2 separate regions of the Homo sapiens genome follow, and region 1 is linked to region 2. A link is a contact called in ENCODE Hi-C data. All regions are on one chromosome and are shown on one strand. Each heading gives the region's core, a stretch centred on a gene start or an enhancer-like site at or near the end of the contact. The rest is flanking DNA. Distances are from core to core; before and after follow the strand shown. Region 1 holds the start of ZNF516-AS1 (ZNF516 antisense RNA 1). Region 2 holds the start of CD226 (CD226 molecule).

What was found. Hi-C counts contacts between places; a loop is a spot of excess contacts on that map. Pooled maps may share reads with other maps.
Region 1: a loop to region 2 is called in a map with no recorded cell type, with 11 times the contacts of the local background. The contact joins the promoter of ZNF516-AS1 here to the promoter of CD226 in region 2. A Hi-C loop is called at or near these places in 2 of 37 single-sample maps with no recorded cell type and 6 of 50 pooled maps.

The regions. Positions count from the first base shown.
Region 1 is chr18:76,490,211-76,494,617 of GRCh38, reverse strand. ZNF516-AS1 (ZNF516 antisense RNA 1) reads right to left here and starts at 2,966. Exons shown (of 2, transcript NR_136504.1): 1 at 2,929-2,966; 2 at 700-1,861. All of the region lies in intron 1 of ZNF516 (zinc finger protein 516), which reads left to right. RefSeq lists silencers at 257-346, 2,975-3,064 and enhancers at 1,445-1,584, 2,265-2,314.
Region 2 is chr18:69,946,403-69,950,576 of GRCh38, reverse strand. It overlaps CD226 (CD226 molecule), which reads left to right and starts at 2,704. Exons shown (of 6, transcript NM_001303618.2): 1 at 2,704-3,216; 2 at 3,508-3,843. The coding sequence starts at 3,171.

The sequences.
Region 1 (4,407 bases), core at 1,717-4,216, 6.5 Mb before region 2:
GCGCGCTGCTGCCTAGGGGACGTGTTTGCGTGGAGGTGGGGGTGGCCTTGTTTTTTACGGCCCCCTCCCCGGCTGCTTGCCAGTCTGCTGGGAGCTTCTAAGTGACCCTAACGTTAAAGAAGTGAGAGGTCCTGGAAGGGAAGTTCGGGCGGGGGTGGGGGTGGGGGCGAGGGTCTGGCACCGACTCGGAGAGGGGTGGGCAGGGACTCCTCGGAGCTGCGCCCCGCCGGGTGCGGGTGGGGGAGGCCTCGGTGGCGAGATGAACCCGGGTGTATGAAGGAAGAATGCGGTGGGGTGTGTGTGGTTGGGCGGGAGGTGGGGGGAGGCGCCTCCGCTGCCATTTCCAGGGAGAACTAACAGACTGAATAGTTACGATCAGTATTTAGATTAAACCGCCTCAAGTTTTAACGAAACTTTGTATGAATAAGTTTGTTAAATGGCAGCCGAGTGGGGTATTTAAAAGCAGCAGTTTATGTGTGTGGTGAGGAAAGCCAGTGGACCCCCGCAATTAGGGACCAGAGGGAACCAGCCTTTTACCCGAAAAATGTGGGTCTGTAAGTCAGCCTCATCTATTATCAGCGTTAATAAGCTTCCCGCAGCAGACCGGGAGCTCTGGGGGCTGTGTGTGTGTCTTACTCATTCCGCTGATAAAGAGTCACCGGGTCTCCGGGTGTGCAAAGATCAACTTGCGCAGCCCTCTTTTTAAATATATTCATTCTGTGCTTTATTTAATCCAGATGCACAAAAAGCCATTTGCTGCTGCATTGTTGGTTTACATTTTTTGAAAAGGCGACTGGTGTAACCTGTGGAATTTGAAATGCAAATAAGAGCCTGTGGGAGTAGAGGCAGAACAGATCAGCATTTATAAAGTGGAAAAGATTTAATGTCTTTGAAATCATTGCAGGGGAAGAAACTGGAGGGGGAGTGTGATTTTTCAGGGAGTGAATTGTGACGTCAGGTCTTTTTGGAAAAGATGTTATTTTTAAGGTCTGAAACCCGGCTAGGTAAAGTGCTTACAGGAAAAACAGATTACAAGATTAACATCTGTTAACATGATCGTTTATCTCCAGCCAAAAATAGGTCAGTTCTTTCTTAAGGAAACACGATTGCTGGCGCATGCTTAAATAATAAAATCAAAACGGCGAGTTCATAAATTAGGAACGAGTGTTTGTTACAATCTGACCTGTGAAGAAACGTTTTTGAATTTCGAGATCAATGGAAGGTCAAAGTCCCTTTTCGGTGTAGAGAGCAACTCTTTCCCCTGCGTCGGCCCCCGCCCCCCCCCCCGCCCCCCGCGGAATGACCCCTCCTTCTTTCTCGGAGCTCCCTTTCCGCCTCCACTCCCTTCGTGAATTTCCCTTTCCATCCTTTGTGGAAGTACAAAATATATTTAAATGGATATCGTCTGACGCCTCCCTCCTTAAAGAAGGCAAACTCTGCGCAGATGGCTAACTTTCAGAGCTCTGCTGTTGTTTTACCATTAAATGAAACGGTAGGGAGGAGAGGAGGAAAAAAAAAAAAGGAAACAGCTTTGCGAAGTCTCCCTGCCCCCTGGGCGTGAGTGACGGCTCTGCTGGCCAATCCGCAGCGGCTTTCTCCATCCCGGAGGTAATTTGGGGTGTGTGTGTGAGCGCGCGCGTGCGCGTGCATGAGCCCATGTGTCTGCACACTGTGAAGTCTGGCCAGCCCCGCGCATCCGCAGGCTTCTGCATTTACACAGATGTGTGATGTAGACGTGGACACGCTTTTATTCGAGTCAGTTCGGCTACATGGGCACGCAGCAGCCCCCACGGAGCGCCTCCCCCTCCGAACGTTCTGTGAAGCATGGGGTTTAGAAGCACTTTCAGATTCAGGTCGGAACCTGCAGAAGGGGGAGAAAAGAGGAGGGCTGTGATTGTTTCTCAGCAACTGGGGACTCGAAACGTGCGGTTTCTCTGGCCTTGGTGCCTGGGCACGCGCGCCCTGGTGCGTTTTTGGTTCAGGTGATGATGGAACCCACTCGCCCGGGCAAAGCGAACTGAGAACGCGGATTGCTGAAACTGATGTGAACTCCGTAGAAAAGTGAAGGGCAGCATGTGTCTTCCAACTTCACATGTGATTTTCTCACTGGGAGTTGATGCCTAGTCCCTGGCAAATTCTAGAAGGTGAAGCGCTCGTGGCCAGTGAAAGTTCGGCTGCCCACCCGCCTCCTGAACGCTGCGCCCTGGCTGCGTCTGACCCGCACAATGGGCGTATTCACGGGCACAGCGCGTCACCGGCCACCCCACGCTTGCAGCTGACTTACTGTGGCACCGACTTTCTCAGGAATATCGGTAGTGATGTGTGTGGCTCGCGTAGTACGCACCTCGGGAAGCGTACGGACCCGACCTGAGCCGAGCAGCATCTCCGTGTAAATGTTGGAGACGCGGTGTCTTCCGGGAGCACCGCGGGGTTGCTGCGCTTCTGTACCCACCGGGATGGGGATGATGCAATGGAGAGGTTAAGGACCCACGTGCCCACTACCTCCCCGGAGACCCCTGCAGGGAGACCCCTGGGAGGGACCTCGTCCATGCGCGGGTGTGCCCGGCCACCAGGCCGCACCGAGGTCACCCGAGGGTCCGTGGGCGACCTTCGTCCTCCTCTTCTGCAGAAATCTAACTCGGTTACAAGGTAGCGTCCGACTCCGCGCCTTCCCTCCCACTCGGGCCATTTCCGCCCCCCAGCCCGAGTTCCACCCAATTCTGCCCCTCCCCAATCTCAGGAGCCGGCGGAACCGGGACTGGGCAGCCCTGGGAGGTGTCGTTGGATTAAATCATTCCTATTTCGGTGTGTCTGAGCAGCAGCGGCGCTGGGGCGCTACTGGGGGACCTGGGGCACGCGCGGCCAGGGGCCGGGGGCGAGAGCGCAGGGCGGCCCTCTGGGCTGGGGGCGGGTCGGGGGGGGACTCACCTGCCCGCCCCGGGGTGGGGGCGGTGGCCGCTTGTTGCTGGGCTGCCAGGAGGAGGGCCGTGGGCGGGGCGGGAAGGGGCGGAGAAGCACGGGGAGGGCCTGGCCCGCCGCCCCCGCCCCCCGGCGCCCGCCCCCCGCCCCCCGCCCCCGTCATGTGGAGCGGACGTCACACGCCTGCACTGTAACCCAAGAAGTGAAAGAGACGGACCCACAGCCCAACTTCGCACCATAACAAAGGCGGGGGTCTGTGCGGGCCGGGGGGCGGGGGCGGGCGGGGCGGGCGGGGGGAGCCGGCGGGGGCGGGAGCGAGGCCCGGAGGAGGAGAGAGGGGGCTGCGGGGGGAAGGGCAGGCCGCGGGGTTGGGGGGAGCGAGCGGATGGGGCTGTGGAGGGCCGGGGCCGGGGCCGGGGCCGGGGAGGGGGGCGGGTCCGGTCCGGAACTGGGGTCTGCGCGGGGCTCCGGGCCGGGGCAGGCGGGGGTCCGCGCGGCGGCGTGGACCGGGCTCCGGGGGCCGAGGCGCGGCGGAGCCCAGGTAATTGGTTTCTATTTTAAACTTCACTTTGTTCTGGCGGAGGTGGGGCGGTGGGAAAGGCGTGGCCCCGAGGACGATTACATAAGTGTTCACACCTGAACCGGTCCTGCGCCCGCGAGCGGATTTGGGGTGGGAGTTGGCGGTGGGCACCCGGGCTTGGGGCGCCTCGCGAGGGGCTGCTGCGTGGGGGTTTTGTGTTCTGCGTGTGTGACCTCACAGTGTCTCCGCGGTAAAGAGGCCGGGGATGGCTCTGTGGACTGCCTGGAAAAGCCCAGATGTGCCCGTGGGCGTTGGGCTGGCCTTCCAGGGGTGTCCCCTGCGTAACAAAGGACGGAGCCCTCGGACCCTCCGGTCCGCTCGTCGTGTGACTTAACCAGCAAGTCACAAAAGGAACTTTAGTGGGGATCCTACTTACACATACAGCAGAAAGGCATTGCCCCCGTCAGCCTGCCATGCAGTTTCGAATCTTGATTGAAGGTAATTTAAAAGCTGAGTGATGTACGTTCACCATGGGGCTATGGAGTAAATACTATTAAAGAAAATGACCCGAGTAGATGCAACGGTGGCTAGCCTCCCAAAAGGAGCTTTTCCAGCTTATTTTAAAAACCACCTTATTAATATGATTGAAGTATTTTGGTTTAGGGATGTGTTACTTAAAAGAGCTAGGCATGCATGTTATTTGATAGGATACTGGCTACTGCCGTGTAAAATAAAAAGAGCTCATTTTATCATTTGTTCCAGCTTCATTTTCACTTGCATTCTTTGATTATGTCGTCAGGTAACTGTTATTTATATTTACACAGACCAGCCAGAATTAAATATGCCACATACCACTATTGTGCATGGGTCTGAGAACCCCTCGCCCCCCCTTAGTAAAATTGGAGAGTGAAGTTGCGTAGGAGCCTGCCGTGGTGTCAGGGGTTTGAGAGTTGGGTTACTTGTAGGAG
Region 2 (4,174 bases), core at 1,455-3,954:
TCCTGCTTCTGCAGATTCCAGAACACACTTCACTGCCCGAGAGCCTTTCCCGACCACCAACCTGACACAGCCTCTGCTTGGCTGCAGCCCCAGCCATTCTCTCCCATGCCTGTGTGTGTTGCTTCCTTTTCATAACGTGACATGCACTTCATAACTGTGCATTTATTTGTATGTTCGTCTGATGTCTGTCTTTCCAACTAGACTGGGGGCATGAAAAAGTTTTTCTGTAAAAGAGCAGGTGGTATGTTAGACTTTGGCCGTACACTCTGTTTTGAGATCACGCCAGATGCAGTATGTGTGTGAGAGAGAGAGAGAGACAGAGTGTGTGAGAGTGTGTGCAAATGTGTGTGAGCATGTGTAAACGCATGCATGTGTGCGTGCATGTGAGTGTATGCATGTACGAGTGTGTTTGAGAGTACGTGCAGATGCATGTGATTGTGTGAGATTGTGTGTGCATATGTGAGCATGTGTGAGAACATGTATAAGTGCATGCGTGTGTGCATGTGTGTGAGTGCATGTATACGTGTTTGAGAGTATGTGTGCACCTGCATGTGATTGTGTGTGTGAGAGAGTGTGAGAAACAAAGTGTGAATGTGTGCATATGTGAGTGTGAGAGCATGTGTAAGTGCATGCGTGTGTGTGGATGTGTGTTTGAGAGTATATGTGCACATGCATGTGATTGAGATAGAGTGAGACAGTGTGCATATGTGAGTGATAACGTGTAAGTGCATGAGTGTGAGTGTGCGTGGATGTGAGAGTATGTGTGCACATGCATGTGATTGTGTGTCTGAGACTGTGAGCATGTGTGTGTGGGTGCATGTGTATGTGGGTGCATGTTGTGTGTGTGAATGTGTGTTAGAGCATGTGTGGGTGCATATGTGAGACTGCATGTGTGTGTGAGTGCATGCATGTTTGGGAGACAGCATGTGTGGGTTCATGCATTTGAGCACGTGAGTGTGTCAGTGTGTGCATGTATCCGTGTGTGTGTGTGTGTGTGAAGGGACACAGGCCTGAGACAGAAGATATGAATGCAGGAGGAGTACTTAGGGGGACCCTGTCCTCAGGACCTCAGGAATTCTCTGGACTTGGTTTAGCCCGGCATTTGTAGTTTGATTTTTGCTGGTGCCTGTCAGGGGAAAATCTTGTCATTAGGACATAATAGGACATAATAGATGAAATTAATTTTTCCAATTCTGATGGAGGTCTTCCATGTCCTTGCCACTCCAGTTTGTTCTGTACAGTGACCAAGATTATCTTTCCAAAACGCGAAGTTGTGTGCACCGCTTTCTCCATCAGCTCCTCGGCGGCTCCATGTTCCTCTCAGGAATGTGTTAACGTCACAGGCGTTACTGAGAGCCTGCTTTGCCTGAGGAATTGTGCTGGGTGCTGGAGTTACAGAAGTTAGCATGACGCCGCGGTTTCTGATTGCTACGTTTCAGTTCCTTTATGTGTGTCACTCAGGTCACTTTTCAGTCCAGACTCAGTCTCATTTTCGGTCACTTCCCCACCCACTAGACTGTAGTCACACCATTTCCTGAAACACCCGCATTGTCACGCCTCTGTTTTCCCCCCACTTTTTCTATAAAACCTTTTCCACAATCTATTAGAATGATTTGTTCTCTCTGGCTTTCATAAAACTTAGCAAATGACTTGTATAGAGATGATCATGTTTTGCTACAATAAATTGCTTTTAAAATTAATATGACCCACTATATTATGCATAACCTGAGAGCAGAGATGTGTCCTCTTTATGATTGTATTTCCAAGGGACTAAGCAGAGGACCCAGCATAACTCAGTACAATTTGGAGGAATTGTTGGGTTGACTTATTTACAAAACAGAGATAACAGATGCCTCTTTTGACTACATCACAAAACAACTAGAGGCACAAATAATATCATAGATGTGAAAACTTTTAGAAAATATAATGCCATATAAACACAAGGTGACACCATGCTTGATTATATGTACACATTACAATTTTGTTCTGATTATCATTGCATTGTTGATTTTATGTTCCCTGAGAAAGTTCCCACATTAGATATTCATGCTGAGTAGTCGACACTTGCTGATACACTTTGAGACTGAGTCACAAACAAAGTTCAGGGTCGGCATTAGATAAAATTGTCTTCAGTGGTTTCTGCTCCTACTTTTCCCAATTTTTACTCATCTTCTATTTTGACAGTCTTACCAGGGTCAAATGCATTTATACAATTCCTCTTTTTGTAGGGGTATACTTTTTATACTAACATGCTGATATGTTCCTAACAAGTTCTTAAGAATTGGAACTTGTACCTAACAAGTTCTTAAGAATTGGAACTTGTATTTTATAAGAGAAAGAAGAGAGCAATGATGAACCTGAAAAATGAATCCTGTTTTGATATTGTACTATAATTATGTAAGATATGACCCCTGACAGAACCTGGGGACAGGGACCTGTCTGTACTCTCTTTGTGACTTACTGTGACTCTATAATTATTTCAAAATCAGAAGTTAAATCTCTCATAATGGTAGATCTGCATATGCCCTGGGCCAGCATACTTTTGTATCTGATGGGCTTTTGATCTGTTTTTTGGTCCTCATCAAAGCAAATGTCTGAGATCAGCAAGGAGGAAGAGGTGAAAGGAAGGCCACAGGATGGGCTGTCAGCGCTGGGCGTAGGCTCCCTCCGCCCACTTCAGCCTCTGCCTCATCTTATGCTCTCAGTGAGGACTTCTCTGCTCCATGCATGCACCACCTTTCACTTATTATTTATATTTTTACATCTTTATTTTAGTTTCTGCCTCCTCCACATAGAATGTAAGTTCTATCATGGCAATATTTTTTTTTTTTTGTATTATTGTATCCTCATTGCCTACAGCTGAGTTAGGCACAGAGAATGCATGCAGCACATGTTTGTTGAATGAATGACTCCTTGTAGAAAATGAAAGCCCGAAAATAAGCCGACTGGTTCCCCGAGAGAGAAGAAACTCAAATCTGCCCATCCTCATAAAGGAGCAAACCTGTCTTTTAAGCTAAGGCCTTTTTCCTGTGTTCATACTTCAGAAAAAGAAGACACGACTGATAACATCTGAGAGGAAGGAAACTGCATTGTGCTGGGGATCTGCATGTCACATTATAAAAAGCAATTTTTTTTTTTAATAGAACCAGCCTTTCAAACAGTTTCCAGAGATGGATTATCCTACTTTACTTTTGGCTCTTCTTCATGTATACAGAGGTAAAGATGATCTTTATATTTTCATTTAAAAGTTTTGCTCCTGTTTTTGTTTGTACAGTGTGGCATATTCAGAATTTACAGTGCTCTTTAGTTGGCTAGGATAATTTCTCACTTGTTCAGAAAAACTAAAAGTTACATTTTCCAATTATCAGCAGGACGCCTTTTTAGACAAAGGCAGAAACTGTCAGCCTTTACTGTGATCTCAATGCACTAGGTCTTCAAAAGCTTAAGATATTGATTTGGTGTTTCCATCATCAAGGCTAACAATTAATGTGATGTTGTATATTTCAGCTCTATGTGAAGAGGTGCTTTGGCATACATCAGTTCCCTTTGCCGAGAACATGTCTCTAGAATGTGTGTATCCATCAATGGGCATCTTAACACAGGTGGAGTGGTTCAAGATCGGGACCCAGCAGGATTCCATAGCCATTTTCAGCCCTACTCATGGCATGGTCATAAGGAAGCCCTATGCTGAGAGGGTTTACTTTTTGAATTCAACGATGGCTTCCAATAACATGACTCTTTTCTTTCGGAATGCCTCTGAAGATGATGTTGGCTACTATTCCTGCTCTCTTTACACTTACCCACAGGGAACTTGGCAGAAGGTGATACAGGTGGTTCAGTCAGGTAAGGGCAAGTTTTTTTTTTTTTTAAATCCCTTTTTATCCACTTACAACATTTATTTCTATAAAGCCCAAGTAGAAGCTATAGAATGTCTTCTCGTATTTCTGTGGCATTCTCCAATTCCATTTCTAGATGCTTTGATGTTACTGCTTTGAAGGAGCAATCTTGGGAGTCTGTTTCATTTTTCTGACTGTGCTGTTGTGTCCGAGTAGAAGTGCCTTTCAAATTTGAATGTAGTAGAAGAAAGCACAGGTTTTTTGTTGTCTTAATGATAACCTGAGCCTTGATTAAACTGATGTTGGCAACACATGGGTTCAGGATCCTTTCAGGGTTT